2 separate regions of the Homo sapiens genome follow, and region 1 is linked to region 2. The links are chromatin loops, found by intact Hi-C in ENCODE. Cell type or tissue: GM12878. All regions are shown on one strand. Links, peaks and the distances in the headings refer to the core of each region. The heading gives the core; the rest is flanking DNA. Region 1 holds the start of BCAT1-AS1 (BCAT1 antisense RNA 1). Region 2 overlaps LOC124902897.

Region 1 (15,278 bases), core at 8,242-10,741, 81 kb before region 2:
TCTCCCAAGTAGCTGGGACCACAGGTGTGCACCACCACACCCAGCTAATTTTAGTATTTTTTGTAGAGACGGGGTTTCAAGATGTTTCACAGGCTGGTCTCAAACTCTTGAGTTCAAGTGATTCACCTGCCTTGACCTCCCAAAGTGCTGGTATTACAGGCGTGAGTCACCATGCCCGGCCCACATATAACTTTTGACTTCCCAAAAACTTAACTACTAGTAGCCTGCTGTTCACCGGAAGCCTTATCAACAACAAAAACAGTCGATTGGCACATATTTTGTATGTTATGTATGTTATATATGTATTCTTACAATAAAGTAAGTTACGAAAATCATGGGGAAGGGAAAATATATTTACTATTCATTACATGGAAGTGGATCATCATAAAGGTCTTCATCCTCATTGTCCATCATGTTGAGTAGGCTGAGGAGGAGGAGGAGGAGGAGGGATTGGTCTTGCTGTTTTAGGAGTGGCAGAGGCAGAAGAAAGTCCACGTATAAGTGAACTTGTGTAGTTCAAACCCGTGTTGTTCAAGTGTCAACCGTAAATGCAAACTCCACTGGTTTTCAAATTTTACTTTAGAGTTATTTTCCCTCAGCTGATTGGAGTTTTGCTCAACTCCTCTGACTTTAATAATGGCTGCTTCATTTGTTGAGGTTTTAGAACTTGCTTTTAAGGGATTGCTCTTGACATAATTGCATCAACAGATAGACTGTTTCATGGGAGAAGAATTGTTCTGTTTCATGTCAATACTTACATTGATAAGAATGCATCAAGGTAATGTGATCCATCCACTGAAGTTGTCATTAGGCCAGATTTTTTTTAAGTTGAATTATTATTTCACTTCTAGAAATAAGAAGTTTATAAAGTTTAGCATAATTTTAATGATCCAGGCTTAGGAAGCATTTACAGCCAAAAAGTAAGTATATATAATTATCATATTATACTAAAGGGTATAATATGAAAAGTGTTTGAGAGCACAGACTATCTCCTAAAATCAAACTATCAAAACCTGCAAGCCAGCAAGGCATGAGTAGGCATGACTCAGATACAAATTAGAAGCATGAAATCTCTTTCAGCCATGCATTTAATCATGCTATCCAATATTGTGGAGGTAGTGGCCCCTGGAAGTTTACCTTGGGCCAGAGATAGGTATAGAAGCCCCTTTTATGAAGTCATAGACTTGCTTTAATTTATGCTCCCAGAATGACTTGCATTAAACTGTGGCAAAATATCTTTGAGTTCTCATATTAGCCAGAGGGTTAATATGTAGAAGACAATCATTCATCCTTACAGATTCTCAGAATCTTGGAAGAGGTAGGGTTCTTTAAGTTTAGCCACTATTTTAGGTAACTGTAGCTCCTCCTTGGTTCTTCAAATGATCCTGAAGGCTGGTATACAAACCAGTTATGCCCTAAAATTAATTGGTAGGTAGGCAATGTATAACCTGTCATTGGCTAGTTTTTATTCAAATTTTGGATATGAAAGTCTTTGGCATAAGGTGCTAGCACTCAGAGTCAGTAGGTTTTAGTGCTATTCCTTAACTTCAGTGGAATTGCCTTAGTATAGCAGAATTGCTTGAGTGTCTTATCTGTTATCACCATATACATGAGTACCCTCAAATTATCTCATTTCCCTTTCTTTTGTAGACAATACACATTCCAACTATGGAGAATGGTCCTAAGCTGGCAAGCCGCATCTTGAGCAAATTAACTGATATCCAGGTAAAGCTTTTCTTTTCTTTTCTTTTCTTTCCTTTTCTTTTCTTTTTTTTATGTCACCTTATTTCTGTCAGAGCTTACAACTAAATTATATTTCAATGAAGAGGATTAAATAATACAATTTGAGATCAATAAGTTAAATTTAAGGAAGATATTCCCAACACAATGTGTGGGCATGAGCAAAGCAGAAATGGGAAAGAAGATGTATGTTTTAAAAAAAGAAAGAAAATATTGTTCAGGACTCCACATTACTTAACATTAAAAAATAGATGTAATTTTTGGTAACATTTAAAAATCTCATTAAGAAGGATAACATAACTTTTGTTAAAAAAAGGAAGAAAAAATTTGAAAGTAGAAGCAACTTCAGGAAGAAAATTACAGTGCATGTGATTCCAACACTGAGATATAATCACTGTTAATTTTTTATGTCTTTTTATTTTTGAGCTGGAGTTTCACTCTTGTTGCCCAGGCTGGAGTACGATGGCACGATCTTGGCTCACTGCAACCTCTGCCTCCCGGGTTCAAGCAATTTTCCTACCTCAGCCTCCCGAGTAGCTGGGATTATAGGTGTGCGCCACCATGCCCAGCTAATTTTTGTGTTTTTAGTAGAGATGGGATTTCACCATGTTGGCCAGGCTGGTCTTGAACTCCTGACCTAAGGTAATCCACCTGCCTTGGCCTCCTAAATTGTTGGGATTACAGGCATGAACCACTGTGCCCTGCCATTTTTTGATGTCTTAACCTTCAATATTTTGTAAGCATTTATATACTTTATTTATTTATTTATTTATTTATTTATTTATTTACTTATTTATTTTTGAGACTAAGTCTCGCTGTGTCACCCAGGCTGGAGAACAGTGGCATGATCTCAGCTCACTACAACCTCCACCTCCTGGGTTCAAGCGATTCTTCTGCCTCAGCCTCCCGAGTAGCTGGGATTACAGGTCTCATGCCACCGTTCCCGGCTAATTTTTGTATTTTTAGTAGAGATGAGGTTTTGCCCTGTTGGCCAGGCTGGTCTTGAACTCTTGACCTCAGGTGATCCACCCGCCTTGGCTTCCCAAAGTGCTGGGATTACAGCCGTGAGCCACCATGCCCAGCCAGTATACTTTTAGATAGTTATTTTTTCCTAACAAAATGGGATCATATTGTACATAATTTTGTTACATGTTTTTTCACTGAATAAATGCTTTGCTTTTTTATATCAATAAGTAGTTTTCTCCAACACCATTTATAAAGTTTAATTGAATTCCATTATATTGATGTACCATAATTTTTTTAAAAAATTATATTATTGAACATTTATGTTGTTGGCAATTTTTTTTTCACTAGTATGGACAGTACATCCTCGATTACTTCCTAAGGATAAATCTGGGATCAAAGAGTATACACGTCTATTTTTTCATACTGCTAACTTTGTTTTGCCTATTTTTTTTCTGAGCAATAATCTACAGTAATGCCTCATCAGGCAGTTAAGCAGGCATGCTAAATACCAGATAACACTGGGCTACTCAGAAAAGAGATTATCCTGTAATTTGCAAGCATTTCACAAGTTAGAAGACTTTGTTGAAGCCAGTTACTATCCTTGTCAATTAGTAAAAATATCCAAGAGGGCCTGAGACTTACATTGAAAAGTAAAATAAAGTTTGATCATTTGAGTGATGTCGGATGGCATTAAGTCATGAAACTAAGTGAAACTTAAAGGTGGCTGAGAATGCAACAGGCCTCCAGAGAGCAATGGAGGTCCTTGGGTAGTGATAAAAATGGCATTTCTGGCTGGGTGCAGTGGCTCACACCTATAATCCCAACACTATGGGAGGCCAAGACAGGAGGATCGCTTGAGGCCAGGTGTTCAAGACTAGCCTAGGCAACATAGTGAGAACCTTCCTCTAAAAAAAGGGAAATAAAATAAAAATAAAAGTTTAAAAGAGAGTTTAAAAGGCAGTTTTAAAAGAGACTTACTCAGCAAGTTTTCTGCCAAATTTACAGTATTAAAAAGAAAGAAAGTGTGTTTTTGTTTCTGTTTGTTTTTTTGAGACAGAGTCTTACTCTGTTGCTCAGGCTGGGGTGCAGTGGTGCAATCTCAGCTCACTGCAACCCCTGCCTCCTGGGTTCAAGTGATTCTTGTGCCTCAGCCTCCCACACAGCAGGGATTATGGGCATGCACCATCATGCCTGGCTAATTTTTGTATTTTTAGTAGAGTCGAGGTTTCGCCATGTTGGCCAGGCTGGTCTCAAACTCCTAGCCTCAAGTGATTTGCCCACCTTAGCCTCCCAAAGTGCTGAGATTACAGGCATGAGCCACCGCACCCTGGCCTTGATTGTGGTTTTTTAATCAATGAGCTGCCATACTTCTGCTCTCCAGCAAAGGTTTTCTATGAGAATTTTCTGTAAGCTAAGTAAAGGAATATCTTAATATTGGAAGAAATAAAATTTAGTCAGAGTTGTTTTCTACCTTTGTACACAGCAACACTTACAAGTAATTTGAAGAGTAGCTAATAAAAATTTCTGCATGGATGGCTTAGGCATTTTAATTTTTTTAAGGTTGCCTGAGTAAATCTGAAAATAATAAATTATTACAGTTTTGCTCAAATAAAGAACACAAATAGAACAAAAAATACATAACTGGCTAGATTACATGAAAGCCTTTTTCCAAAACAGAGGTTTAGAGGCCAGGGCAAATAGGCAGGAAAAATAAATAAAGGGCATCCAAATTGGAAAAGAAGAAGTTAAATTAGCTTTCTTAGCAGATGACATTATCTTACACCTAGAAAAACCTAAAGACTCCCTCAAAAAACCTGTAGAACTGATAAATGAATTCAGTAAAGTTGCAGGATATAAAATCAACATATAAAAATCAGTAGAATTTATATATGCTAACAGTGAACAATCTGAAAAAGAAATCAAGAAAGCAATCCCATTTATAATAGCCACAAAAAGTATAAAATACCTAGGAATCAATCTAACCAAAGACATGAGAGATCTATACAAGGAAAAGTATAAAACTATGATTTAAAAAATTGAAGAAAACACACAAAGGTGGAAAGATATTCCATATTCATGGATTGGAAGAATTAATTTTGTTAAAATGACTATACTACACAAAGCAATTTACAGATTCAATGCAATCCCTATTAAAATACTGATGACTTTCTTCACAGAAATAGAAAAAACAATCCTAAAATGTATATGGAGCTAAAAAGACCCCAAATAGCCAAAGCAATCTTGAGCAAAAAGAACAAAGTTAGAATCACCACACTACCTTACTTCAAAATTTATTATAAAACTATAATAACCAAAACAGCATAGTACTGATATAAAAACAGACATAGTAGACCAGTGGGACAGAATAGAGAACCCAGATACCTAAGTCCACATGTTTACAACCAACTCATCTTTGACAAAGGTGCCAAGAACTGTAACGGGGAAGACAGTCTTTTCAATAAATGGTGCTGGGAAAATTGGATAATTATATGCAGAAGAATGAAACTAGATTCGCTTCTCTTACCATACACAGAAATCAAATGAAAGTATATTAATGACTTGAATCTTAGACCTGAAACTATGAAATTACTTGAAGAAAACATTAAGGAAATGCTTCAGGACATTGGTCTAAGCAAAGATCTCATTCTGTCACTCAGGCTGGAGTGTAGTGGCATGAACCTGGCTCATTGTGGCATTGACCTCCTGGGCTCAAGCAATTCTCCCACCTTGGCTTTCCATGTAGCTAGAACCACAGGTGCATGCCACCACATTCCACTAATTTTTAAATTTTTTGTAGAGATGGAGTCTCACCATCTTGCCCAGGCTGGTCTCGAACTCCTGAACTCAAGGGATCCTCCTGTCTCAGCCTCCCAAAGTGCTGAGATTACTAGCATAAGCCACTGTCCCTGGCCAGCGAAGATTTCTTATGTAAGACCTGAAAAAGCATAGGCTATCAAAGCAAAAATAGGCAATTGGGATTATGTCAAGCTGGAAAGCTTCTCCACAGCAAAGAAAACAATCCACAAAGGGAATAGATTACCCAAAGAATGGATGAAAATATTTGCAAACTATCAATCTGACAAGGGATTAATAACCAGAGTCTATAAGGAGCTCAAACAACTGTATAGGAAAAATCTAGTAATCTGGTTTTAAAATGGGCATGAGACCTGATTAGAAAACTCAACAGAAAAAAAAATTTGATTAAAAATGGATAAAAGATCTGAATGGACATTTCTCAAAAGAAGACAGACAAATGGCCAGGAGGTACATGAAAAAATGCGCAACATCACTAATTATCAGAGAAATGCAAAACAAAACCACAATGTAAAATCCACTTGCCCTAGTTAAAATGGCTTGTATTAAAAAAAAAAAAAAAAACAGGCAATAACAGATGCTGGGAGGATGTGGAGAAAGGGAACCATCATATATTGTTGGTTGAAATATAAATAGTACAGCCACTATGGAGAACAGTATGGAGGGTCCTCCAAAAATAAAAGTAGAACTAGAACTTCCGTGTGATCCAGCAATTCTACCACCGGGTATATATCCAAAAGAAAAAAATTAGTATATCAAAGAGATATCTGCACTCCCATGTTTATTGCAATAGTATTCACAATAGCCAAGATATGGAATTAACCTAAATGTCTGTCAACAGATAAATGGATAAAGAGAATGTGGCATAAAGATATATATATATATATATATACACACACACACACACACACACACAATGTGGTACTATTCAGCCATAAAAAAGAATGAAATCCTGTCATTTGCAGCAACATGTATGGAACTGGAGGCCATTTTGTTAAGTGAAATAAGCGAGGGACCGAAAGACAAACATCACATGTTCTCATGCAGGTGCTAAAAAAGTAGATCCTATGAAGACAGAGAGTAGATTAGAGGTTACCAGAGGCCGAGAAGGGGAGTGGGAAGTAGAGGATAAAGGAAAAAAACAAGAATATAAATGTATTTATTACCATTAAACTGAACATTTAAAAATTGTAAAGATGGTAAATTATATATGTGTATTTTATCTTAATTAAAATTTTAAAAATCAGGAGTTTAGAAATTTTTAAGAGAAGTGTGCCCATAGTGATAAGAAAGAAAGACCCTTTTGGAAAATTTTCTTGAACAAATTATACAGTATTTTCTTAAACAAATTGTACATTCTGTAGCAGTTAATACACCAAATAAGATTTCAGGGTTACCTCTTGGAGATTGTATGAAATAAAAACATTTAGGTGGGCATGATGGCTCATTCCTGTAATCCTAAAACTTTGGGAGGCTGATGCAGGAACAATACTTGAGGCTAGTACTTCAAGACGAGCCTAGGCAACATAGTAAGACCCAGTCTCCACAAAACAACCAAAAAAAATAGCAAGTGTGGTGGCACACACCTGTAGTTCCAGCTACTCAGGAGGCTGAGGCAGGAGGAACACTTGAGGCCAGGAATGTGAGACTGCAGTGGGCTATGATTGTGCCACAGCACTCCACTCCAGCCTTCACTGTAGAAAGAGACCCTGTCTCGAAAGGAAGGAGGGAGGGAGGGAGGGAGGGAGGGAGGGAGGGAATGAAGGAAGGAAGGAAGGAAGGAAGGAAGGAAGGAAATGTAAACTCATTTGATTTGGCTGTAAAGGATTAATAGAAAAGGAAAACGTAGTCACTAGGCTGAGAAAAATTGAACTCTATTGAATTGGTATAAAGATCTAAGTGGAGGTGTTTGGCAGACATGATCATGAAGCTTTCACTGAGGAAGGAAACTCTAGGAGGCAAAAGCAGAAATGCAACTCATCAAAATTGAAATGGTGACAAAATATGTGCATTCAAACCTGAAAGTGACTGAAAGAGAAGCCCAAACACACAATTTTGGGGTAAGATGGGAAACCATTACCAAAGTTCTCAGAAAGAGCATTTTTAAAAGTAAGATTATAGAAGCCAAAAGGATATGTAGTAGTCTGTTCTCACACTGCTGTAACGAACTACCTGAGACTGGGTAGTTTGTAAAGAAAAGAGGTTTTATTGACGCTCAGTTCTGCAGGCCATACAGGAGACATGGCTGGGGAGGCCTCAGGAAACTTACAGTCATGGCGGAAGGCAAAGGGGAAGCCAGTACATATTACATGGTGGGAACAGGAGGAGGAGAGGGAGGGTGGGAGGTGCCACTCACTTTTTAAAACAAACAGATCTCCTTAGAACTCACTCACTATCATGAGAACAGCAAGGGGGAGGTTTGCTCCCATGATGCAATTACCTGACACCAGGCCCTTCCTCCAACATGGGGGATTACAATTCCACATGAGATTTGGGTGGGGACACAAATTCAAACCATATCAGAATGTTAGTGACTAAAGTAAATGTTCTTGTTTAACTCTTTAATGTGTATATTGAGTGCAAGCCATATGCAGGGGCTATTCTAGGTACTGGTGGTTTACTCAAGAAAAAGGGGGCAAAAAAATGAAGAAGGTGGCCAGGCATGGTGGCTTACGCCTGTAATCCCAACACTTTGGGAGACTGAGACGTGAGAATTGCTTGAGCCCAGGAGTTTGAGATCAGCCTGGTAACATGGCAAATCCCTGTCTCTACAAAAAAATGCAAACAAACAAACAAACAAACAAACAAATTAATCGGGCATGGTGTCACATGTCTGTAGTCCCAGCTACAGGTTGAGGTGGGAAGATGCCTTAAGCCTAGGGAGGTTGAGGCTGCAGTCAGCCATGATAGCACCACTGCACTCCAGCCTGGGCAACAGAGTGAGACCCCATCTGAAAAAAAAAGAAGTCAAAACAAATGAAAAAAAAAAAAAAGTCAAAACAAATATTCAGTGTAAATGTGAGACCATGTAAAAAAGTTTAAAAGTAAAATATATAGTTTAAGCAGAGGATGGGAGACGGGGAAAAAACCTTTTCTCCCTAACTTTATATACTCCCTCTATAAATTAGTGCTTATGGCCAATAAGAAATGAATAATTTCTTTTTTCACCGTTGGTAGTAAAGTATAATGGTAGTTAACACAAAAAACTAAATGATATATTCAGAACCTCATACTAAACAAAGAAACAAAGGCATGCAATCACAGGACAGGTGGAAACAGTGGTTCTGAACTAACCACAAACCAGAACTACCAAATGTGCTACAAATTGTTTAGTAACAAAGGACCATCCCTTCAGAATTGAAGAGCACGTCTCAGTTATCTCATGCCTATGTGCATGGAACTTAAAGTCTCAAAATTACTCTTACAAGATGGCAAATTGAGGCTGTCAGCTAAGCTCCTAGATTGTCTGTTTCTCCAAGAAAAATAAATTTCAGTAATTATTAAGGAAAAAGCATAGAATTGCATCATGTTTTACATTTCATTACTTTTGGCATGACATGGGAGCATGGATGTTTTCTACAAAGTGCTCTGATAAATTGAAGAAGAGGCCAACAACAGCCACCGAAAAAACCTTCAAGATTCTTGCCAGTATGGCTCAGGGGAAAAATTCCCTCATAACCACAGATTTGACTTTTCAACTTCTGTACTTCTGCATATGAGTAATAATCTCTGAGGTTAAGTATTCATCCCATTTAGCTAATTGTCCACATAACTCCCTGGGTCTTAGATTGCTCTATAAATACCTCCTAAGAGAAGAATTTTTCAAATGACAGTTTCGTTTTTCCTTTTTCTTCTTTTAAAGCAACAAAGAAAAGCACGTCTGTGTTTATATTTAACCAAACTTAAACTTGGAGAGCATTGGCCGTGTTGTCGACGTGTTTCTTTTCTCTACTGTTAAATTCCTTACTGTTCCAGTTACTCACCATCATACTCACCTTTGCCTCTGCCACTTGGGGTCCTCTGTTCTGCAGTTGTGTTCTGCTCTCTGATGCCTCCAGGTTTTGCTGCACCTTCTAGAAATTGCTCACCTGGATAAGGCCTTGGCTGTCCTTTATGACTCATCTCGTTCAGAAGCCTTTTGAATCTCTCTTGAAGAATATTCCCTTTGCTCAGTCCAAATACACATTCACTCACTTGAATGCTGCTTCTTCCTCCAGTTTCACAGTGCTGGGGATGATCCCGTAAGGCCTTTAAATTACATTATAATTAGTCATGCACTTCTCTCTGCTCTGGGGCTGTTTGAATCGTTCACTCTCTTTATACCTCCAGTGTTCAGCACAGAGCCTAGGGTATAATGCGTATGCAGTAATGTTTCTTGAAGGAGTGAATGGGCAAGTGAAACACCAAACAAATACTAAAGAGCAAAACATGTATTGCTCTTGTATATTAACACATTCCGAGAAGAGATGGGAGGAAGGTCTTGAATAATATCAAATTATTTCTTAAGAGATCTTGATTTAGATTTTTTTCAAAATGAGATACATGTTGACACTGCTGTCAACAAATAATCACATAAAAGCTAGAGCCTGGCTTTTAAGTATCAGGGGGAGCATGTGTGAATAATCAGCATTGCTGCTGTTGAAGCTCCATAAAGTGGGAAGCAGCGACTGCAAAGATCCAGAGATGGACATCTGAAGCATAGGAAAGGGGCAGCTTGAATGAGATAGGAGCAGGATCTGTATTGATTGCAGGTCACCAGATAGAATTAAAAAAATCTATGTTCTCACTAGTGGCTACAGTTTTCAAGGACAAATGACTATTAGTGGTTATTGTATTTTTCTTGTTTTCAATGGAGCAGCTCCATGACTTAGTTACATAAGAAGTTAAAGGCTCCACCCCCTTCCCTACCAATGTCTTAAGCTGTCCTCCGTGTGCATACAAACTTTGTTTCCAGACTGCCCTCGTGTGACTCAGTCCCTGGACCAGCTTCCCAGCCCCTTCTGTTTCCAGCACATCCTCCTCCACGTGTTACAGGATTACAAAGCTTTGCACAGCCTTTCAATAGGGTTTAGAGCAAGAATGACAGATTGCTACCTGGTAGGCAGCACTGACTATAGTTTTATTGGCGTTGCGTAGAGTGACTGCATGACATGCAGGTTGTGCTTTTGTTTTGCCAGGAATTTAAAGGCATTTAGCAAAGCCGTATGAAATTATCTGCCTTATGTACCTCGAATGTGAGGTAATGAACTTGTCATTAGTCGTGTTTTAGTTTAGTGTTCTCGCTGGAATTTGCAAAAGATTAAAATTCTGCACATTTCATTAAGTCTTCCACATGGGCTCAAAATACCATCCCGCAGGCTCGACCTGACTTGCCACGTTGCTTTGACACCATCTCTGATTCCAGTGAACAAAACTAAGTAAGTGTGACTTACAGCCGCCCTACCAAACATTGAAGGTGTGAGCCTGCACTGTTGTTTTGTAATGACAATGACAAGAGTATAATGACAAGAGTATAATGACATCCTAGTCCATGAAGACATGTTTTCTCTTTTCCCTCCCTCTATGTATACTTACTTACTCTTAAGGAAATAATATAATTTCTATTTCTGCTTAAATCTGCCATCTCTACTTAGAATTATTTTCCCTTGAAAAATTAAATTGCATTATCCATCAGCCAAATGGAAAATCTGATTACTAAATGCCTACTTCTAGACATTATGAATTACCTGTAATATCACATTTCTTGGGCACTTCTCAGAATGCTATGATTTTACATAAAAGCATAAATTACAGAATGAGAAGAGTAAAGCTTAGTGCATATTATGCAGGTTCGCAGAGTGATATGTGGCCTACGACTGTCATTGTAATCAAAATTGATTTTTGATCATTTATAAAACTAAAACAACTAATTGAAAGCAAATTTACTTTAACTGATGAAATTCAAGATGAAGTGACAGTAGTCATGAATCACAGTTCTGTAGATCTGCTAAAATGCCAATGAACTGTTATTAATGGTGAAAGTGTTTAATATATTAATGGGAATCCAAGTAAGGAAAATAAAACACATATTTTGCCCTTACCTTAAGTCATGTTGACATCATACATAAATCAGGTAGAATTTGAAGATGTTTCATCCAGCATTCATCATGAAGCAACAGAGTCAATAGCGGGCAGTTACAGTCTGTAGGCAATGCTTTCTGGTGTGGATTATGCAAGAAACTTACAGTCATTTGGCTTCCTTTATTCCCCTTTGCATGTAAACTACCAGGTGGTAGGTAGACCCATTCTTGGCTGCCAGTATTTTTACCACTTGGATAGATTCTGCTCTCTGAGGTCTTTAAGACAAACACAGCACATGTACATTGTGATATAGGAGAAAGAACATCAGACAGAGGCAGAGAACTGGGCTTGTCAAAATTAAGGGTGACCTAGAGCCTTAGTGTCCTTATATGTAAGATGAGAAGCTTGGATTAAAATTCATTGCTCCTTACACTTGATTTTTATGCAGCAGAACTTTCTTCAAAAGAGATCACTCCTGGAATCCCAATATACAAAATGGATAAAAGTAGGATTGTTCTGAAGTAAAGAAGTAAAATCCAGAGCCCCACTTATTTGAGTCATCTCCTACCTTTTAGATGGTTATTAACATTGTTTCTAGTTCAGAAATTCTGATGTTTTATATTAATTTAAACTAAAGTTAAATTAGGACTAGAAGAGCCATTTCGTGTGAAAATAGACATAGTCTGAGTGATTTAGGCAAACCCATAGTGACAGATTTAGTGGCCTGATACACTGGCTTGGAAAGATCTGTTCCAAGTCAGTCTCAATACACAAGGCTCGGTGAACACATGGCGAGCAGTCTTGGTGGTGGTCAAGAACATGGAATTTGCTGTGAGAGAGAGCTTGGTTAGGGTCTGGGCTCTTCCATCTGTTAACTGCAAACTTGAGCAAGTTATTCAATCTCCCTAATATTCAGTTTTCTCATTCATAAAATGGATTGATAATGGTACCTTCTATGTACAGTTACTGTGGGTATTAAATGAGGTAATAAGCCTGTAAAACTCCTGGCATGATGACATTGGCCTACATTAATTGCTCACAGAGTGAGAACTTATTATAAACACAGGCATTTTTGTTGAATGACTGACTGATTGAATGAATGAATATAGAACTAGCTTTCTATTTGTGATGTATGGAATATCTCTATTTCATTTAATTTCATTTTGAATATTAAAATTCAGGCTTGCTTTTAAACCAAAGTATTTGCTGATGCAAAGAATGAAATTCTGACTATGATACAGTTACATAACTTTTGAAGAAATAAGAAAAATGCTAACACAGCATGAACAACTTTGATTTAGAGAACAGAGTCTCTGTTAAAATCCATGGGACTTGTCAACTTCATATTTTTGTTTATGAGCATAAAACACTCTTTAGTGCATGTCGGAATCATTTGATGCTTGCTGAATCACAGGTTGCTGGAACCCATCCCCAGATTCTGATTCAGTCTGAGATGAGGTCTGGGAATTTGCATTTTTAACTTGTTGTCTGGTGATGCTGATGCTAGTGGTCTGAGAATACACTTTGAGGATCACTTTTTCACAGTAAAAGTCACAGTCATTAAGCAAGTTAACTCAATGAGAAATGATAATGAAAAGGCATGTACCTAAATAGATAAAGGACCTATACCAGCTATGAATTTGAGTTCAGCAATAATTGTAAAATTTGTAATTCTTTTCAGGTATTTGGTTTTTAAAAAACTCCCTATGTATGCTTTTATCTTATGTTTTATATGGTGTCCCTCTTTTCCTCTCTTTCTCTCTAATCCAGTTTTTAATGTGAACATGTTTAATGTGAAAATGTTGTTCAAAGCAGAAGCGAACCTTTTGTGTAACCTTGGCGGTATTAAGTTTGTTTGTAAGCTATTTCTGCCCTGTTAGCTTCTGTACTGAAACACGTTTTCTTGCTTTTGTTGCAGTATGGAAGAGAAGAGAGCGACTGGACAATTGTGCTATCCTGAATGGAAAATAGAGGATACAATGGAAAATAGAGGATACCAACTGTATGCTACTGGGACAGACTGTTGCATTTGAATTGTGATAGATTTCTTTGGCTACCTGTGCATAATGTAGTTTGTAGTATCAATGTGTTACAAGAGTGATTGTTTCTTCATGCCAGAGAAAATGAATTGCAATCATCAAATGGTGTTTCATAACTTGGTAGTAGTAACTTACCTTACCTTACCTAGAAAAACATTAATGTAAGCCATATAACATGGGATTTTCCTCAATGATTTTAGTGCCTCCTTTTGTACTTCACTCAGATACTAAATAGTAGTTTATTCTTTAATATAAGTTACATTCTGCTCCTCAAACAAATGCAATTTTTTGTGTGTGTTTGAAAGCTAATTTGAGAAAATTTCATAGGTTACATTTCCTGCAGCCTATCTTTATCCACAGAAAGTGTTTTCTTTTTTTTAAATCAAGACTTTTAAAACTGGATTTCCTCCCATCACTGTTTTTTGAAGGTCCTCCAAGTCCGTGTTAAGGTAAATATCTGTTTTCTTCCTGATGTCACAGCCTGAGCATACTCTGTGCATTAGGAAGACCTGAGTGCATTTCCCACCATTGTCCTTTCCACATTATGTTGTAGCTGGCTGGCTGTCAGGCGACTACAAGACTGAGGGTCTTGTGCCTTATAGATCTTTGTATCCCCCATGGCTGACATATAGTAGGTACTCAGTAAATGGTTTTATAATGAATCAGTGAACATTTTGCTTCTATAGAAGTGTACCTTCTTTGTTTCTATATTATGAAACCTCTTTATTAGAATTTGTGATTGATTCTGACAGTGTATAGATTTACCTTATATTGTCTTTATTTTCCATGAGCTACTAAGTCATTAGAGATACTCTGAAGCATAGTTAGTTTAGGAAATCACTTCATATTGATTGTATTAGAATTATCTTGGAATTGAAGATATATCCCTAGAGCAGGGGACCCCAACCCCCAGGCCATGGGCCACACAGCAGGAAGAGGTGAGTGGTGGGCCATTGAGGAGCTTCATCTGTATTTATGGCTACTTCCCATCACTCGAATTACCACCTGAACTCCACCTCTTGTCAGCTCAGTGGCAGCATTAGATTCTCATAGGAGCACAAATCCTATTGTGAACTCTGCATGCAAGGGATCTAGGCTATGCGCTCCTTATGAGAATCTAATGCTTGATGACCTGAGGTGTAACAGTTTCATCCTGAAACCACCCTTCACCCTGCAGTCTGTGGAAAAATTGTCTTCCACAAAACTGGTCCCTGGTGCCAAAAATGTTGGGGACCACTGCTCTAGAGAGAGGTCATGATATCATACCAACCAAATGGAAATGACAAATGTTTTATGTCAAGTGTTAATTGCAGAAATAAATCTTTTTTTTTTTTTTTTGGTAGAAAACAAAGAGGCATACTCTGATTTTTATACTCTGTTTTTGCAGGTGCTCTTTTCTTTGAATGGAGATTTGATGAGCAAGTGGTTAGGATGCAGGGAGAGCTACTATGGGTGATATTTTCCTTGTTTAGGAGCTGTGAGTTAAAATTGTATCCTTTGTGGTTTATCTAAGGAAAGTCAAATCTTGACAGAAAACATTTTTCCTTGGAAGGTCAACTCTCAGACATTGTATTTTGGTTTCCCTCAGTCCTCATAACTTCCTTCTTGCTGAACATATTTTATTCTCTTTTCAGAGAAGGAAAATAAAAAGGATTCTAA
Region 2 (15,278 bases), core at 6,196-8,695:
CAGTGTTTTGTTTTTGTTTGTTTTGCTTTTGCCAAAGGTGAAGGCCAGTGTTGCAGGTAAAATATTTTACTTTTTGTGTTGCCAACATTTATTCCTTATGGCTGTTGTGCCTCTCTGTCATATCTCAGGGCAGAAATTCCCTTATGAGCTACATGATTAGGAATGCAATGAGGACTATTAAATATATTTGAATACAGGCAGCAAAATTGCCACGCAGCCCATCTCAGGAGACCATCCAAAAGTATTATGTGTGCGCACGAATGAATCCTGCCGATACACAGTCCCCTCATTTAGTCCTCGATTTCATTCTTCCTTTCACGACGATCCCCTTTAGTTTAAGTTCAGCCTCTTAGTCCCCCAGCAACCTGACTCCCAAACTTATGCTAATGTCAGGAAGCAAGCACAGATGTGAAAAACGAAGGGGTGAGGGGGGAGAGTGGAAGAGACCAAAAGGAGCAAAATTACAAACAAACGGAGAGCTGAGGTTTGCAAGGCTTCTTTCCTGTGATCTTTTTGGAGACAGGCCTTCTACACACGTCGCTGTTCTATCACAATGGTTCTGTGCCTGGGTGTTCAACTTTCAGCCATGAAAATAATTGCCAGAGTACCTGTGGTTATTTGAAGATTAGACATAACGTTTGGTGACTTTCAAATAGGGGCAGCCAGGATTCCATTTATATAAGCCCCATGCAATGGAAAAATCCAGATACGAAGTTGAAAACATTTCAAGAGCAATAATATAATAGCAATAATAGCTAATGTTTATTGCGTGTTTGGTGTGCTTTGTGCCAGAAGATAATGACCTGCGGACTCTACTATTATCTCATTTATTCCTTATACCAGTCATATGAGGAATGCCCCCAGCTAAGAAGCTAAGGTTCTTGGAGATGCAGGATGATGCCTGAGGTCACACAGTCACTTAGGGAAAGAGGCTTTAGTGATGCCACTCTTTATCACTATTTCCTCACTGCCTTGTCCTCATAGCTAGCTCTTCTTCTGAAAAATTTTTTAAAATAATGAAAATAAAAAGATAGGTTCTCTCAGTCAAAAGCCTTGCAGAATGAGCAGTACAAAGTCCAGGAATGGAATGTTGTTAAAAGTTCCCACTTAATTTTTTTACTTATCTGACACTTGAGTGCCACATGGAAACCCCAGAAAATGACAGACCAAAGCCTTCTGCCGGGGGATTCAGGGTACCCATTGTCCTGCCTCCACCTGGCAATGTCTCAGAGCCCCAGCCCGGTCCCATTAGTGCCTGTGGGCGCCGCAGGCAGCCTTTTGGAAATGGAAGCACTCTCCCCTGCCTGCCCTCCACTCTCTTGTGAGGTGTTAACACAAACACCACACAGTCCAGGATCGGTTCAATATTTATTTTAAAATTGCTTTTTTTTTTTCCAGCAAGGTCCCAGATTTTGGAGGCTTTGGGGTGGCTGAACAACTGAATATGTGCCTCCAAAGATGTCATAAAAATGTGGGTAACTGAGGGTGAAGTGTGCATACATACACACATGCATTTGCCTTATGAAAGTGATCTCTTAGGAGTGTCAAATGTTCACTGGCCAAGAGAAACAAAAATGAGGAGGTATTTAGGACAGATAAAGCTGAGCTGATTACAATGGAAACATTTATATATATTTATTGAAAAACACTCAGACCACCTCAACGTTGTGTTTTTTCCTTTTTATTAAAGTATGATATACATGCAAAAAAGTGCATAAATCATGAAGGCACAGTTTGACAAGTTTTTGCAAAGTGAACACATTACTGTAACCAGTACCCAGATTAAAAAAGAAAATATGGGCCCCAGAAACCTCTGTTGTTCCCCTCCCAGCTGCTGCCTTCCCTCCAGGCAATCACTTGACTTCTAACCCATAGATTAGTTTTGTGCATTTTTGAGTTCTACGTAAATAGAATCATATACTAAGTTCTCCTCCATGTGCCTGCTTTCTTTGGTTCTATACTATGTCTGTGTATCTGCATATAGCAATAGTTTATTCATGCTTGTTTTATAGTATTTCATTTCATAAATAGACTGCAAAATATCTAATCTGTTGGTAAACTTTCAATAGTTTCCAGTTTGAGGCTATTATGAATAGGACTGCTACAAACATTCCTTGTGCATGTTTTTTAGTGAAGATATGTTTCTATATCTGTTAGGATAGTCATAAATGTTAAAAACAGAATTCTTACCAGTTTTATACTGTCTTACGTGTAACATTTATTTCATGAATTTTTGACTCTATTATTAAAGCATTAGTGTTGTATTCTTTTCTTTTTAATCTTGCCTCCTTCTGAACTTTGTTTTCTTTCTTCCTGAACTTTCTTGCTTCCTAAAACAAAACTGACCTCAGACACTGGGAAAAATCTAAAATGCATAGCTCCAAGCTCATCATCTGAGGATGTAATAATGAGTGTGTTGTTGTAAATTACTTTTCATCATGGTCCGTGCTGCCTTCAAAGGTCAGGCCTTCATCCCTTGTGTGTTCTGTGGGAGTACACGGTGCATGTGACCAAAAGCAGAGCTGTTTCCAACAAAATTCAGTAAGGTTTTTGCCCTTCTCACAAAAGTTGTGCTTTTTTAAGGTAAAAGAATCTACATTTGATTCTCTGAATCTAGCTCATTTTAATATGAGCCATTTTTGTATGCAAAGGAGTGCTGACACCAGCAAGTTTTATAGTACTGATTACTATGGAAACATTTATCTATAAATATAAAATCCTTTAAAGCTTAGCCTTTTATCTTTATAGAAAAAGGCCTGTTTATGTCATTTCTAAGATTCCAGCTTTAATGTAGACATGAGCTATTCTAATGCCAAACAAGATAACCTTAGTGTTGGAGCCGTGTGAGTTTTGAAAAGTGGAATTTGTGCTAAAACTATTATTTTTTGATAAAATATTAATAATGAAACGAATTTTATTTTATTTTATTTTATTTTGAGACAGAGTTTTGCTCTTCTTGCCCAGGTTGGAGTGCAATGGCACGATCTCGGCTCACCGCAACCTCTGTCTCCCGGGTTCAAGAGATTCTCCTGAAACAAAAATATTTTTAAAAGCACACTTAAGCCAAAAGCTCTGGTTTGTTGAATTCCTTTTGTAGAATTTATATTGTGAATATGTCTCACATTTTTTTCCTTTCTAACTCATTGTTCCCTCCATTCTTTGTGCATGTGTATGTGGGTTTGTGTGTGTGTTTGTAAGCTGTGATGATGGCCAAAATGGAGATGATTGGTTTGTTAACATTTTCTGTTGGCACATTTATGGATTTTTCTTCTTTAAAGTTCATGTAAAATCAGAAATGATGATGTAATATGTATGTTATTATCACTTCTTTTTCCTCTTTTATTAAAACATAGCACTTTAGTTATTTTTTAGGCTATTTATTTTTTATATAAAAATTAGATGTATTTATTTTGGGGGTACATGTGATAATTTGATACATTCATATAATCAGATCAGAGTAATTGGGATGCCCATCACTTTAAATATTTATCTTTTCTTTATGCTACAGACATTTGAATTATTCTCTTCCAGCTATTTTGAAATGTATGATCGACTGATGTTAACTATAGTCACCCTACTGATCTGTCAAACACCAGGTCTTAAATAACTAGAGGTTTATAAGAGAAAAATACTGCAAAATAAAAGGGGAGAGGATGCCAGTCGGCTCACAGCAGAGCATCTGATGCTTCCTGCTTCTCAGTGGTGATGGGCGAATACATTTAGATTAAATGATGGGAATTTAATCCTGACTTCAAAGGTCAGGCCTTCATCCCTTGTGTGTTCTGTGGGAGTACACGGAGCATGTGACCAAAAGCAGAGCAGTTTCCAACAAAATTCATGGGAAAGGCTCTCTTTCCTTCCAGGCACATCTTCACCTGAACAAGGTAACTTTTGTCCTCATATTTTTCCATCCAAATTGGAGTTGTATGTTGCCCAAAGAGAACATCTCTCTCTACTTTCACTCAAACATAAAAGTTTACCATTATTTTTCTTCAAATGTCTTCATACCTCAACTCTATCTCTCACCGAACAACTGCAAGTTACACCAAAATAACTACAGTCCCCTTAGTCAAAACCCTCTGAGACTCTTCTAAACATCAAGAAGAGGATAACTAGCAGCATCCTTTTCTTAAAAAATTACACTACAACAAAATAGATAATTGGCACCTTTAAAGCAGCACCTTATCAATGCAGTTTTACAGAACCCGACAAATGACTAACAAGGAGAAAGGGAGGAGAGTGATGCCTTGGCACGGGAGGAAGGCATATTCTGCAATCTTCTGTGCATACCAGTTGTCGTGGAAGAGCTGAAGTGCTACGTGACAAATTCCAGAGGAGCTGCTTCCCACCATTGCTTCAAGAATGGGAATGAAACGTTAAAAAACAGTGGCTGTCACAATGGTGGAAATCAACTTTCTGATTGCCGAATTCCTGCATATTTGTCTTGACGGTATATAAATAGGGGTTAGAAAAATCTTAGAGACACCATCAGTTTAGGCATTTTAAGATGTTGTCAGGACCAACTTCAGTTGCCAGATAAATCCTGTCTGAAGGGAAGTGAGAGCACATTGACAGAATATAGTGGAAATTATTATGGCAACATAGAATTGTAGAATCATAGGATTGGAAGAGGGCCAGAGGCTTATCTATTCTGGCCACCCATGTCTTAGCTCCAGTGTTATAGACACAGAAGAAAAAAACAAATTTAAAAGGTGTTAAACAATAAGGGCCAGAGAGTCAAATATCTTTTCAGCATTCTCCTTTGATCTGTTATTTTCTCTTTCCTTTGAGCACCAGGAAAAGGGATTCAACTATGGAATATATGTTTAATGCTGCAGACAGCAGCAACACATATGGTATATGCATTGCTCTTAAGTGGTATAGACGGGGCTGACTGGGGGATTATGACATAAGGAATGTTCGCTGGCACACTCCTACCTTCACTGTCTCCATGCTCCTCACCAACCCTTCTTTCTCTCTTCCATGCCAAGCGGTACTTCCCCTCTAGGCTTAATCCAACCTTGATTTCTTCACTTGTAACACAGCAATAATTTTACACACTTCACAGTGTTGAGAAAATTCCATGAAATAATGTCAATGATGTCTTTTTTTTTTTTTTTTTTTTTTTTTTTTTGAGACGGAATCTTTCTCTGTCACCCAGGCTGGAGTGTAGTGGCATGATCTTGGCTCTCTGCAACCTTCCCCTCCAGGTTCAAGCATTTCTCCTGTCTCAGCCTCCCAAGTAGTTGGGATTACAGGCACCCACCACCATACCTGACTAAGTTTTGTATTTTTAGAAGAGTCAGGGTTTCACTGTGTTGGCCAGGCTGGTCTTGAACTCCTGGTCTCATGTGATCCGCCCACCTCAGCCTCCCAGAGTGCTGGGATTACAGGTCAATGATGTGTTGAGTTCCATGTTCAGCACATGTTAAGGCCTCAGTAAGTGATATTTTTAATTATTTCTGCTAATTGCTAAAGGTGTAATACATCCAAGGGTATTTAGAATATAAAATGGGACTTGAATATGGGAAAAACAATCAAAAGATGAGGTTGATATTTGAGAGCAGAGAGCTACCTATTCCACAATTATTTAATGGACATCTACTATATACCAAACCCTCTGCTTGGGGGCTGGGAATAGAAGTTTAAAAAATACTTATTTTTCTTAGCCTCATAGAATGAATAGTCTAGTGAAGGAAACCAACCATGAGCCATAACCACACAAGAGTCTGTGTAGCTATAATTTTTTTTTTTAAAGACAGGGTCTCCCTCTATCACCCAGGCTGGAGTGTAGTGGCAGGATCACCACTCACTGCAGCCCCAACCTCCCAGGCTTAGGCAATCCTCCCACCTCAGCCAACCGAGTAGCCAGGACTACCCGCTCAGGCTACTGCACCCGGCTAATTTTTGTATTTTTTGTAGAGACGAGGTTTTGCCATGTTGCCCAGGCTGGTCTTGAACTCCTGGACTCAAGTGATCTGCCCATCTTGGCCACCCAAAGTGGTGGGATTGCAGGTGTGAGCCACCAAGCCTGGTTCCTACAATTGTTAATAAGAGCAATAAAGGAAAAATACAGGAAGACGTGAACCTGTATTATGTGAACATCAAATTTCAAAAGAGATGGTCAAAGAAGCCTATCTGAGACGTGACATTTAAGTTGAGTTAGGTGAGGAAGAGGTGGGAGACACCTCTTCCTGACAGCACAGATGGGTGTATGGGTGCACGTCTTGGGAGACTGGCCTTGAGTAAAGTGGGAGGAGTTGTAAAGAGAAGAAATTGGCTTACATGAGGAGACTGACTGTCTTTGCTCTTCCCCTACCCAACCCCCACGGTCTATTGGTTCCACTGCCAGGAACTCAAGTTTCGGGGGAAGCCACACTGCAGTGACTTCTCAGATTGAATTGCAGGGGACTGGGGCACTTCCTTCATTTCTCACAAAGCAGATGGCTGCTTCCCTTTTCATTCCTTACTTAAAAGGTACTGCATAAAACTCAGCCTGTTGTCTCAGTATTTGTCCACCCAAGTGAACCTCCCGGGTCTCTGAAGCCAAGATTGGGCCTGAAAGCACCTTTCAGTCCCAAACCTTAAGAACTGTAGGATTTGATAAACCTAATATGACCCTGACTTTCTTGTTACTTTTTAACTCAACTGTGAACTGAGCTTAAAATCTTTCAAAGAAAACCTAGGGAACTTGTTTCAGCTAGACCTAAACTCATGGGTTTTTTTTGTTTTTTTAAACTAATAAACCAGAATTAAATCAGAACATTGAACAGGCTGAACCTAAATAGTTATTTCATTTTGTTTGAGTATCTGTCCTGAAGAAAGAAGATTAATTGTGGGGCCATTGAAAGATTTTTATGTTTGGTTTCATTGCAATCAGAAATTGCAATCAATATTAATAGATATTTGGGAAATTTCAGAATGTTGGTTTTCATTTTTCTGAAGACATTTTTGGCAAGAAATATGTATTTCTTGTTGTCAGCCTAGGACTTCTACATTCCCCCTACAATTTTCAAGTGCCTCTAATTCCTGTAAGAACCAGAAAATTGAGATTTATGTCAAAATTAAAAAATAAAAATTAAAGATTTGGTTCTTTCTTGGTGCTCCCTCTTGCTTTCCATTATAATTGTGTTTTATGTTAGTCCTGGTAAAGGAAAAAGCAATTTGGGAGTGTTTTATTTCTAGTCAAAAGTTTCTTTTTTGTGAAGAGACGTGGAAAAGCCAGATGAGATGGGGCAGTGTAGTGACATGCAAAAACAATTTTGACTCAAGAGATAGAGTCCATTTGAGAAAACCCTTTTGGGTCTGGATACTGCAGCGAGTTGCATTTTGTCCCTTGGTACCAACAAGAGCAGGTTCTACCGAGGCAGTGAGTTCCTCTTAATGCTTCATTGTTTGCAAAGCATTTCATAAGTTGACTTTGGGTTCTAGACACCGAGTCCTGGGTAATTGCTCAAAATTTCCCCTTTGTTTGAGCTCCAGTTGAACCGAGCCATGGTGCTTAATGATAACCTCTCAATTAGTAGCAATGCTAACAAAGAAAGTTTCAAGTTGAGTTGCTAATGACCTAGTTTTTGACTTTCGAAAATAACCGGAGCTCTAGTAGGATCTTTCAGATAAATTTGAATTCGGTTGCAAACAACGTATCTATACAAACACAAACCTTCAACTCCTACCCACCCTACCCCCGCCACCCTACCCACAGAAAGATCCATTTTGGAAAGAAAAACATTTCTGAGTCCATTAAGTTCTAAACCACTTTTATATTTTACCATTTAATTCTCATAATAATGCAGTGACATAGGTTTTATTATCTCGATTCTTCAGATAAAAGAATTGAACCTGCTTTATGTGCAGTGACTACGTATCACACAGTTAGTAGGGGGCAGAGCCAAGATTTGGCGTTTTTTTTTTTTTTTTTTTTTGACTCTGCAGTTTATTTTTCATGATGCACAAATAACTGTAGTGCAAAAACAAATAATATAGAAAGTCTTTTTACAAAAGCTGGCCATCATTACAATTGGGTCCTCTGTCTCTGCAGGATGGGTGGTTCCACAGCACTGTGTCGGATTGGCTGAGAGTGCTGGTAAGATTGGAATGGGATTTCCTCTGTTATCTTCTGTGTTAGAAAGGACCAGAACTGTTAAGACTAGTTCTCCTCTCTATACTCTTACTCCAGAATGAACTCTTGAACCTGTGGGGACAGGAAACTCTGTGGCTTCTCTCCCTTTGGTCCCAAGCATCTTTAAAATATGCCATCTGCTTATTGTTGGACCTGATGACTCATCACTTCCTGGTTTTCTTTTTCTGCTTTGTTTTTTTTTTTTTTTGAGACGGAATCTTGCTCTGTCGCCCAGGCTGGAGTGCAGTGGCGCGCTCTCAGCTCACAGCAACTTCCGGGTTCAAGCGATTCTCCTGCCTCAGCTTCCTGATTAGCTGGGATTACAGGCACACACCACCATGCCCTGTAATTTTTGTAGTTTTAGTAGAGACGGGGTTTTACCACGTTGGCCAGGATGGTCTCGAACCCCCGAACTCAAGCGATCGGCCCGCCTCGGCCTCCCAAAGTGCTGGGATTACAGGCGTGAGCCACCTCGCCTGGCCCTCTGCATCTTTTAATTGTGGACTATACTTCCTAGGGCTTCTTGCATTTCAGTAATGGGCTGAGTTTTAATTAGCTAATATCTGTAAAGTCTTTGAATGTCTTAGGGGGAACAAAATGCTAAGTAAATTTAACACTTTACACAAATATTAATATTTAGGGAGTTAACAATTACATGCAAAACTGTAATACAATAACTCATGGAAATCTTTTCTCACCTATGTTAATAAATACAAAATTTCTATAGACTGTTAGCATCAATTTTGCAAACTCAGAACTAAAAGAAATTTAATATTTGCATTTCTGGTCTTTTTGTTTATATTTGTAAATCCAAATTTACAGTGACTGGAATGTAAAGTTCTCAGCTGTAGTAATGTCTGGGTTAAAACTTCAGACTTTGAAGTTACCACTTGCTTGAGAGGAGTAAACTGGGAAGACAGTTGATGTTTCTGCTATTATAAAGGTGGGGCCCTTTTCAATAAAACCTCTGGAAGGATTGCTCTGGATAGATTAATATGAAGTTATTGTAGTATTTCTTGTTTAAATACTTTGGATGTAGCTTTGGAACTATAGTTCTGAGGCAACCAAGAGAATGGGGCACCCCTTACCCCCACCCACACGTATACATAATCCCACTGGAATATTGAGTACGTGGGGCTCATTAACTAAGTAAAGTGTGAGTAATGTAATGTAAGTAATAACACTGACTTACATTTGGTGTTGCCAAATATTTCTCCAATGTGACATCCCCATTAGAATCTAGCCAGTCAGGAAAGTGGAGTTTAGTTTTTAAGGGCCAAATATTATCCTAAACTGTAATCTACACACCCTGCCACCTCTCATTTGACTAACTTCTGAAGTTCAGAGATACACAGTCATGAGACAGGAAAATACAAAAGATAGTGCATTACACATATCACATACTCAATAAAACTTTGTTGAGTTAAATTAAATTGAATTAAACAGTGACTAAACTAATCCAGATTAAGACATTCCATCCTTAACAGTTCCATTTTTGTTGTTGTTGATTTTGGACTCACTTCAGAGAAAAAGAACAAAGTATCCTTTTAGAAACTTATTTTTTTAAAAGTCCATTTTGGTTTCTTCCAAATCAAATGTGAAGCCTAGGGGAGTCTGAAATTATCCTTCTATTGCCTACAGCTCAACAAATGACAAATCACCTGATGAAAAATTTATCAAAATCACCAAAAAAAAAAAAAAATCCCCTCTTTTTATTATGTTTCCTCTTTCCACATCTTTTTTCCTCACTGCAACATATTATTTCTAGTCTTTATGGAAAAGATGTTTTTCTTTTGAGAAAATGTTGGTAGTTTTGGCTCCAATCTTAAGTAGCACTTAATATTTCCAGCATGGGGCACTTAATATTTTCTAAGAAAATTAATTATCTTAAAGGGATCAAAATGTAGTAGCCAACATTGCTGGAATTCATGCTATACTGCAGGATAAGAAATGAGGCTATGAGCCTCAGTTTCCCCATCTGTAAAAAGAAACACTTAGACTAAGATCAGTTTAAGCCTTAGCATTCAATGAGGTTCATTCAACATCATGAAACCTCAAAATGTTGATGTTCAAAGGCCTCCCCCAGGAAAAGAATCCACAGGAAATGCCACTTGGTATCCAGGGCCACTGCGCTCCTAGAAGGGAATTTGTTGGGGTATTGTTTATTATTGGAAAGAAGACTGTGGGACTTGAGAAAACTCAGAAATCTTAGGTCATATCTACATACATAGTTTTTTTTGTGTTGGTCTTTTTAAAAATTGCAGAATAGTGCATTTTGTTAGTATGGTTCTCATGTACTGCCGTTGGTCCACTATGTAATAACAAATCTATGGTTTGGCTGAAATACTCACTTTTCAACTGATTAGGTGACATTATGTGGACATAACCTTAGACCTGGCTAATTTAGATTTGCTTTATACAAACAACTGAACTTTTTAGCTTATCCTTTCACTTTATCATGTAAAAATCTTAGACTGCAGGAGTTGGAATGTACCATAGAGATTTACACCAATCTCATCATTTCCTAGTTGAGGAAACTGTCAAGAAAGAGAAATAGAACTTAGGTTTTCTTTCGCTCTAGTTTTATACTTGATTTTGTAGATGATTCTGGCAACATGCCTTAGGTTTATGTGGCTATAATAGTGGGAAATTCTTATATCCTCAAAACTGTCATTTAAAAAAAATAAACATCCTGGCTTTGAAAAAAATTAAACCCACTACAGTGAGCTATTTTAGTTGAAACTCACTAACATTTAATTCTAATAATTGAGTCTATCTATCCATCTGTCTGTCCATCTATTGATCTAACTATCTAAACCACACTTTGAAGATTAAATGAGATCACATATGTAAGGCATCTAGCTGGTAAATAGTAGGTACTCAATACATGTGGGTTTCCTCTTTCCTGCAGCCCACCCCTGCTTGCCCTGCCGTGCACAAATGAGTGTGTTCCTTCACAACCCCCAGTTGAAAACAGAGATCTTCTAGATCTGAGCATTATCACAAAGACAGCAGAAAATGTTTAGAAGAACGCTTCAATGGCAGCAGGCAGAGAAATGCACTTGTAAATGGATCCTATTTCTCAGATATCTCGGGCCTTCTTTTTATCTTTTGTTAATGTGCAGTGATTGTGGTTGGAACAAAATTTAGCATATGATTTTTGATTCATGTGAAGCATAATAGTTAGAGTCTTAAAATTATTGAGGTATATTATGTAAAATAATTTTATCTGCTGAAACACTGACTTTTACTATACTATAGCAATTCCTGCTTTCTTATTCCTAATAGCATCTTGGGCATATTTTATCATTTACCAATCACCAGTAGTTAAACCGTAGTCCAGACCTGTTTAAAATTTCAATCTTATATCCAGTTTAAAACTTTTTTCCTTCCTCATTATAGGGTAGATTTGTGAATTAAGGAGTTTGAAGCGGGGAAGGAGGCAAGCTGCGGCACTGTGTAACATCTTCCTCTCCCTCTTCAAAGTTTAGCTCCTTCAATTTACATACAGGAAGGAGGAAGCAAGAAGGGAAGGAAATAACTACATTATAGTGTTCTATGAGGTTGACTGTCCATATCCTCCCATCATCTTCAGTCATTTTTTAAATACTGACTGTGGGGTAGGAGTTACGGTAGTGGTTGTTGGTAACAGGGTCAGTTATGTATTTTCTAATACAGCCGATTACAATTGTCAGAAGCTCATTGGTGGCCATCTCTGGACTGGGCACTTTGCACTATTACCCTGAGCTTTGAATCATAACTGCAATTTTGGAGAACAGAAAAGTCCCTCCTACTCAACATCTATTATAGCAGCCTAGTAATTCCTGAGTCAAATTTATATTTATAAGTATACCTTGTGTGTTTGTAGTGAATTGTCTGTAGGATAAAACGATGTAACTGAGAACCTTTGATGAGACTGTCACTGAGGACCACACTGCATAAGGAGGTAAAGTACAAGATTTGGATGTACGTTAGGTTTCCTCAACAGAGCATTTCTTACAATTCTTAACCTTTGATTCTCAATCTCTCTCTCTCTCTCTCTCTCTCTCTCTCTCTCTCTCTCTCTCACACACACACACACACACACACACACACACACACACTCCAATACTGTTCTTTCCTAGCTTTTCCCTTCTCAGGAAATGATGCCACTATGCATTGTGAACTGCCACAGCCACAGGCTTTCAGAGACATAGGATAACAACACGGTCATGGAACTGAAAGATTCTTGGGACCTTATTTGACAACTGCCCACTCTTTCCCCAATTTTGGTTGCTTAAACTAAGTCACTTTACTATCATAGACAAGAAAGTCCTAACATATGGAATAATTTATGCCATCTCTTATCTTTGAATACATATTTGCACAATAAAGTCCTAATATATGGAATCATATATGACATCTCTTATCTTTGAATAGGTATTTACATTTTACAGTCAAAAAAATAGAGTAGAGGCATCAAATCCAGAACAGTGCTAAGTGATCCTGTGATGGCAAAATGTTACATATAGGCTCAAAGCAGCTACTGATTAAGGAAATTTTATGTTGATTTATTTTGGTAGAGCAAAACATTAAAAGAAAGTATGTACTTAAGCGAGTTTGAACCTAGAACTCAAACTAATGTATCCTTCTCTCTAGAATCAGCATTGAATTCAATTCGAATCAGCATATATTTACTAATTCCTACTACGTGCAGAGCATTGTTCTTATATCTAGGGGAAAAAGTTAATGGATTTAAGGGATCACTTTGTAGACTGTCTTTTTTGATTATCTGAAGGAAATATATTTTTGTTACAACTCAGTTACAGAAAGATAAGATTTGTATGACAGATCTATAAACCTATTTCTTCTAGCAATATTTTCCAAAGTCTCAAGGCAATAATGTTTTATTTCTACCCAGCTGGAAAAATGTTAAATTACTCACTTAGCAATTGTAATAATAAACTTAATTTCACACAGTTTGAGCTATCTTAACTTTGTCAAGGCTTGGATTCTCAATATTAGTCTTTCAAATGAAAGCAACAAATGTTTTTGTCATTTTTCTTAAAATTAGACCTCTAGATTATGTCAATTCTTAAAAAGTGGAGTTGAAGGTGATAAAAGATGTTTGAACTGTCCAAACTTACTATACAACTTGTCTTTAAAACCTGGTCCAGAGTGCACAGTTGAGATGTGGCAGATCAGTCTCAATGACTCTTCCAGTCACTTTATATCCATGGTCACTGGATGATCTCTAGGGATGTGGAAACAGTTTGTCTTTGGTGACTACCCACTATCGTCTTTGTTATGCCTTTTCTGGATACGTGTCTCTGGGATGTCTTACAGTTGTACTGCATTCTGACTGCTAAAATCAGGTGCGATAATGCAGGCTAAATATTATCTCAGTGTTACTCTTTTTTCCCCTTTTTGTTCTACCTCCCCTCACTTATCCCTCTACAAGCACATCAAACATCTTATTCTTTCTTGTTGATGATTCCAATTAGATAGAGGGAGGGGCTTGGTTCAATTATCTTGAGTTTTGAATGACCACTAGCTGGCCTAGTGTATTCTAGTCCCAGGAGCATGTATATTTACAAGTCAATTTTTCTTTAATCTAGGAAGTGAAAGCTCAATGGTGGGGTCTCAGGCAATAGAACAAGAAAAGCTTTAAACTTAGCTCTGAGGGAAGAGCTATATTTCGTTGTCATTTACCCCTTGCCATTTTACTTACCTTTGTGAAGTGTTTCTATCTTATACATTTTCCTAAACAACAACTTTAGAACACACACACACAGTATGCATGTATTCAAATTCTTAAATTCTTACAGAAGTCATAAATTTGTCTGGTGTCAAGAACTGTTAAGGGGCTGAAATTTTACCCTACTTGCAAGCTAAGTTAGCCTGCCACCATTTCATAAATGTGAACAGAGGACACAAGACTCTTGGATAAGAGACAGAGGACAGTTTATTACCAACAGCAGCAACACAGCCCTCAGCCCCCTGAGCCCTAATTCCCACAGGATGAGCCAAAGAGGGCTAGATGGCACCCAAATATGTAGTAGGTTGTGTTTCAGGAGAAGAACCTGTACATAGAACACCTGGATCTTTCATAGTAAGAAGTCTACATAAATGCCCTTTGCTCTGGAAGGAAACATTGTCTTTTACACTAAGCTCACAGCTCAACCAAACAAATTCCCCTCTCCCATCTTTTTCTTTTTTCTCCACCAAAAGCTCTCTATCAAGTGGCAGGGGCATCATTACTTCTATTTCAAACTTCAGGGACCCCTTGACTCTGCAGCCACAGATATATTGCATTCTTGCCATGGCTGCAAAGTTTGCACTCTCTGGATGATTCAGACATTAACCTTCTTTGAGGATCCAGCTTACTCAGGGGAACCTGGTGGTCATTATCAAGAAAATGTCTTAAGGTTTTGCCCAGTTTGTTACCTTCAACAGCACTGTAAGTCCAACCAGGGCAATAAGAACCCAGGTACTCATCAACACCTCATCTATGGTTTCACCTGGGAGTTTGTCCTGGAGAAATCTCTCTGAGAATGCTAAAGTTTCCTTGTTTCGTTCAGTACCTATTACAAGAAACTGTAAGACCTTTTCTGTCATCTCCAAGTAGATTTAGAATGGGTGTGATAGGTGGGTGTGAGCCATAAGATGGGTTGACTCTTACCATTCTTCCTTAAGAAGTATTATGAAGCCTGCTCTTCATCTCCTAAGCATATCAGGTCAAAGTTTTATTGATGTACCTGGTTTCTACCTATATGGTCAAAATTTCATTCCTGTTATACTCAATGTAAGTTGTGTCTCTGTAACTCTTGTCTGAAAGGGGATATACCCAGGATGAATCTTGATGCCATTTGTTCCCACTTGGAGGGCCTGATGCTGATTGGCAGAATGGAAAGTAAGTCTCCTCCACCTCAGGGAGTGCTAGCAAAAACAGGACAGCATTTGGGCAGCTTTCTTTGAATCTAATTTCTGGTATTTAGCCTTCAACCACCTTCCAAATGCCTCCTCATTAGTAGGCAATAAAGAGGAGAAACATTTATTGCCTGGCACACTATACTATGTGGACAAAATGTTCACCACTGATTTTTATGAACTTCCTTTATATCCCTTTAACTGGCCTGTGAGGCCTCCATTCTTTCTCTCCCATAAAGCCATGTGT

The links. Hi-C counts contacts between places; a loop is a spot of excess contacts. Peaks named below come from ENCODE experiments on the same cell type or tissue, not always from the same donor. Only the 100,000 strongest peaks of a DNase experiment are listed, where the experiment ranks them.
Region 1: it touches region 2 in a loop (3-fold over the local background); 2 of 110 quality-filtered maps call a loop at or near these places.

Annotation. Positions count from the first base shown.
Region 1 is chr12:24,816,270-24,831,547 of GRCh38, reverse strand. BCAT1 (branched chain amino acid transaminase 1) reads left to right here. Exons shown (of 11, transcript NM_005504.7): 10 at 1,651-1,725; 11 at 13,499-15,278. The coding sequence ends at 13,540. It overlaps BCAT1-AS1 (BCAT1 antisense RNA 1), which reads right to left and starts at 11,690. Exons shown (of 4, transcript XR_007063245.1): 1 at 11,601-11,690; 2 at 9,609-9,768; 3 at 759-847. RefSeq lists enhancers at 8,909-8,958, 9,349-9,548. In GM12878, for the core only: no CTCF peak of the experiment used is centred there; DNase peaks (open chromatin) are centred at 8,787, 9,197 and 9,567; H3K4me3 peaks cover 370 bases; H3K27ac peaks cover 1,992 bases.
Region 2 is chr12:24,733,639-24,748,916 of GRCh38, reverse strand. The region is part of intron 1 of LOC124902897; the gene reads right to left. Among named protein-coding and RNA genes, the nearest start is that of BCAT1-AS1, 79 kb to the left of the region's middle. In GM12878, for the core only: no CTCF peak of the experiment used is centred there; DNase peaks (open chromatin) are centred at 6,346, 7,496 and 8,208; H3K4me3 peaks cover 442 bases.